2 separate regions of the Homo sapiens genome follow, and region 2 is linked to region 1. Evidence: read pairs that join two places in POLR2A ChIA-PET (ENCODE). Cell type or tissue: CD4-positive, alpha-beta T cell. All regions are shown on one strand.

The links. ChIA-PET counts read pairs that join two places held together with the same protein. Peaks named below come from ENCODE experiments on the same cell type or tissue, not always from the same donor. Only the 100,000 strongest peaks of a DNase experiment are listed, where the experiment ranks them.
Region 2: POLR2A ChIA-PET joins it to region 1 with 5 read pairs; 1 of 35 experiments calls an interaction of 5 or more read pairs at or near these places.

Annotation. Positions count from the first base shown.
Region 1 is chr5:53,030,292-53,032,791 of GRCh38, forward strand. The region is part of intron 2 of ITGA2 (integrin subunit alpha 2); the gene reads left to right. All of the region lies in intron 1 of LOC124900974 (a long non-coding RNA gene), which reads right to left. Among named protein-coding and RNA genes, the nearest start is that of ITGA2-AS1, 41 kb to the left of the region's middle. In CD4-positive, alpha-beta T cell, no CTCF peak of the experiment used is centred here; a DNase peak (open chromatin) is centred at 1,560.
Region 2 is chr5:52,724,582-52,727,081 of GRCh38, forward strand. All of the region lies in intron 2 of PELO-AS1 (PELO antisense RNA 1), which reads right to left. Among named protein-coding and RNA genes, the nearest start is that of ITGA1, 62 kb to the right of the region's middle. In CD4-positive, alpha-beta T cell, no CTCF peak of the experiment used is centred here; a DNase peak (open chromatin) is centred at 990; H3K4me3 peaks cover 412 bases; H3K27ac peaks cover 1,637 bases.

The DNA.
Region 1 (2,500 bases):
TCTAAATCCTGCCTGGACCTTCTCATGACATCCCTGAATGATGTATAAACACAGGACAATAGGTCTGGGAAGCAAGGCACCACTCTATTATTGGCTGGGCCAGGGCTTTGAACTCCAGTATAGAGCTTTCTGGCAAGGTGTAGCACTGAGATTAGGCTCAAGGCCTAACCACCAGATGATACAAGCATACCCCACCATGCAAGAGGAAGAGACAGCACCTGTCTGACCTGAAGGGCTGAACCATATGGAATTCAGAAGCAGGAAGGACAGAGAACAAAAGTTGGCCAAGCAAGTCTGTCTGGGTCCTTTTGTTGATCTGGTCTTATGAAGCAAAGAAACAAGAGAGGCAAAACCATGGGCATGATTTTCTAAACTACATGAGGTGCAAAAAATGCAAAACATAGTTGTTGGCCTTAAGGAGTGTAAAATAGAGTCAGTGAGGAAGATTTATATGCAGAATAGGCAACTTTGAATAATATAGAAGACATCAGTCAGTGTAAACCCCTTGCAGTTAATGGTGTTTGTTTTCTTTCAGTGTCACTAGCTATAATAACTTAAGAGCTCATTTTCTTTTCCCAAGGCCTGGGTCATTAGAGAGACAAGGTTTTCTCATGACCTCTGTCATTTGCCCAGCCCTGCCAAGGTACCTTGCCACAGAGGGCAGGGCTGTGGCCAGGATCCAGGTGAATGGGTTATCCCATTACAGTGCTAGAGTGGGCCATGTTAGGACAAGCAGTCTTCACGACTCTCAGGCTCAAGGAAAATTATATGAAACTTGGAACCCAGAATTGCCTGTTTGTTTTGACAGTGGGCCCTGTGCCCTTCTCTACTCTTAATTTATGACAGTTGCATAGGCATTATGGAAGTAGCAGATGTGGGAAGGACTGTTTAAACATTGACTTTCCTTCTGATACTAATCAAGTTAGTTTTGGACACAGAAATTGGTATGACCATGAATTATTCCTTTAGCAAATTGCGAGTTCTTTTTCCATGGATTTATCATGTAATACATGCACACACACACAACTTTGTTTTCTTTATTCCCTTACTGCTTATTCTGAAGCTGTCATTTTGGTATCTTTTTCCTCTGCTTACTTTGACTTTCTTTGTAATCTTTCTATCTAAGTCCTGACTTCACTCCTTTCCCTCAGACAACTCACTGAAGGCTCTAGTCTGAGTATTCTTAAATCACACTCTGTTATTTTTAAAGTACAATTTTAGCTCTGTCATGTGTGCCATGTTTTCTAAGAATTTATGGGCATATTTACATCAGGATCTACCAGATTTTAACAAAATAATCTTAACTCTTTTGCTAGTTTCATTTATGAGACTTTCATTGCACTATGAACTTCAACTCTAGAAACAGTGGTGACATGGCTTTGATAATTCTGGAGCCTTTTTAACAGTCTCAAGTGAGCGGGATAATTTTAAAACAAGCTGACCTCCCAAGTAGAGTACCTGGGCAGCCCTCTGGCTGTAAGTAAGGCTGTGGTCTGTTCTCTTTTCGGTGTAGGCGGAGGGCCATCCCGCTTCAGAGCCCTCACTTCACACACAGGATGTTCCAATGTGGATGATGCAATTCTTATCACAAACAATCTACAAAGGATTGAGATATGTTTAAAATCATTTCCTGGAGTTTGTGGTGATATGCACTCTTTCTGTTTGTCTAATCTGAAGGCCTGTTGCAAGAACAATCTGAGCTCATTATGTGACTCAAAAACCAGAGAGAACTGCAATCTCTCTGTGTGATGAGGACTGACTGGGAATTAGGGTATTTCCAGTTGTAGAAATGTCTTTCATTCTAACAAGGACTAGTGCATTCTTTTTCCTTAAAGAGAGAGGAGAAATAGAAAGAACAAGTGTCATAGCAAAAAATAAAAATAAAAAAAATCCACCTATATATGAGCTTATAGTTTTAACTTTTTAATTGAGAAAAACTTTAATAAAGCTCTACATGTGTTATGAATATAGCATTGTCATCCACAGATGTGCCTATAGGAGAACTTTAAATAAAAAAAAAAGTTTAATTCTATAACAGACATCAAAGATTATGTCACGTGATACTTTGATAATAACACCACCTGGTATTTATTGAGTACTCTTTCCTTGCCAAACATGTAATACCCATAATTACTCTAGGAGCTTTGCAAAATTATTACCCCCTTTACAAATGAGAGGAGTGTGACTCAGAAATGTTAAGTAATTAACCTAAGATTACAGAGCTGATAATTAATAAAGATAGGGGAAGCTAATGCAAAATGAGACAAAATGTTCCAAACGTACATATTTTTGTAAGTATCCAAGAAGGAGAGTGACAGGATGTAGTTGGCATTTATAAATAATATTTAAATTTTATTTTAACATAAACTTTATGAAGTAAGAGAAACTTTCAGAATCTTGAATGAAAAATTCTGTTAGAGAATTTCCAATGTTAGCATCATTGGCTTTACCATCAGCTGTTTCCTGGGCAAAGATGATAGTTACCATCCATCTTTTCATC
Region 2 (2,500 bases), 310 kb before region 1:
ACCCACGATCTACCATTCTTGGAAAAAACTGAGAAAATAGTCACTCAAACCATGTCTGTACAGACTAATTCTTATGGAACTAACTGAGAAATGCTGTTTTAGAGGGCAGATGAAGGTTGTATACAATAGCTACTCTACAAGATCCATATCTAGGAGTTATGACTATCAAGTTTCTCACAATCCTGAGTGCCTGACCCAGTGAACAGCATTCAATAAATACTTGAGGCCAGGCATCGTGGCTCATGCCTGTAATCCCAGCACATTGGGAGGCCAAGGTGAGTGGATCACCTGAGGTCAGGAGTTGGAGACCAGCCTGGCCAACATGGTGAAACCCCGTCTCTACTAAAAATGCAAAAATTAGCTGGGGGTGGTTGTCCCAGCTACTCAGGAGGCTGAGACATGGAGAATTGCTTGAACCTGGGAGGCAGAGGTTGCAGTGAGCCAAGATCACGCCACTGTACTCCAGCCTGGACAACAGAGTGAGACTCGGTCTCAAAAAGAAAAAAAAAAAAAGACTTGAAGGAATAAATTAATGATTCAGGACTTGTGATTCTATCTAGATAAACAAACCATAAAAGTCACAGTCCTAAAGTAAAGGGATAACAGAGAACACCTGAAAAAAATTCACTTGTACTTTAACCTGTGCCAAGAAATTTTTAAACATCACACCTTCCTTGTATTAAACCATGGCCATAGTGTACTCCATTGTTCCCTTTCTCTGCAGAAAGGTTTAGTTGTGAACCTGGACAGATTGACTGTATGAGCTGGAACACAGTGTGTGATATCAGACAAGGGACGTGTTCCAGAGAATAGAGCAGGAGAAAACCCCAAACTTAAGTGTTTGCTTTTGATAGATACTTGTTCTATTTTTACTCTGGAACCTAGTACATGAGGTTGGGGGTGGGGTCAATGTCTGGTATTATGACATTTCTAAACCAGTCACTGCTTGCTGTTTCACCTCAGCTATCAACAGCTTCCTGTTGTTTCATGCGTCAGATGCAGTCTGATAAGCCCAAGGTGAGCCGTGTCCTGTTTCTCATCTCTGATATATGGGAATCCATCTTCATACAGGATGCTGTGGTATGTAAAACAAACCACGGTGAAACAGTCAAGGAGTTGCTGCAATGTTTTAAGCTTCTGTATTTTGCAGCATTCTCTCACCACGTTTTGGAGTCAAGGCAATGAATACTCCTTAACCTTCTTCTTCCTCTACACCCCTATTAGCCTGTGAATTCTTAAACCTTCAGTACAACATGGACCTGCAAGAGGTGCTGCACCTGTGCTTTTGATCAGATTCAACAACATCAATAATTACAGAAACAGAACATTAAGTAAAAGGAAGGGCTATAAACAATGGGATCCTTGAAGGCAGCCAGTCCCTCGGCCTTGAATCAGTGCTTACCACAGTATAACGCTAATAGCTGAACACAGGTGGAGCACAAAAGGCTCAAGCTGCCCAACAGGGTCTCCAAGCAGCTGCTAGCCTGTAAGGTCAAGTACGGCAATATGTTCAGACTTTCCAGAAAGTTCCACTTCTGTGTGGAAAAAAAGTCCCACATACCACACTTTTCAAAAAGTGGAATAGGCTACAGCTTAACAAATGAGTTCCAGCTGTTTAAAATTAGACTGCTAAAAGAAATTCCATATAAGAATATTCTCTGGGACTATCACATTTTCATTAATTAGAACCTGGATAATTCCTTCACTTAAAGAACTGACCTCTCCAAATTGAAGGTTGAGATAGTTAAATAATTGTTGATAGGCATGTTGGTTGTATTAATGCCATCTCCGTTACTTAAATTGCTTACATTAGTTTTAAAGTTGTATGTTTTTAAAAGTGAAATGCTTGCATTTCCATGCAGAAGACACTGACCACACTAAAACCATTTGACTCATGGGAGGGCAACGGAGTGGAAACTGGAAGAATTTTGCACCAGCACTTAGGAACCTGGGTGATGATTCCTATTTTACCATTCATTGTTTTCATGCACTGGGAAAACTCTCTTCAGCTCCTCTGTTCAAGTATAATATTGAAATTATGTGTATGGAACATCAGGGTTGTCCAAAGTCCATCCCAGCTCTCAAATTGAGAATGCCATGACTTTTCTGGTATGAATTGTATTTTTAATATATGTCTTAATATCAAACATAGACATGTGTAACTTGGCCCCTTAAACTAGGGTAGGGGTTTCTCTAGATATACCTCATCCTTCTTCCTTCTTTCATGTCTATTTAATGCAATAAAGTGACAAGATCCTTTCTAGTTTCTATTTCCCTGGTCTTAGAGTCTGATCTTATGGTGATATTGGTCTCTTCTAAATCCAAAACCCACCACTCTTTGACACGTTGAAAAGTATCCATTGTTACTCCTCTCCCATTTAGGAATACTTCAGTGGGAAAGTTTGAGGGGAATAGATCTAAGGAAATCTGAGAGTGTCTCTTCTTTGAAAAACAAAAGGACTTACATAATACAAAATATACATATCCATTTTGCTCAACA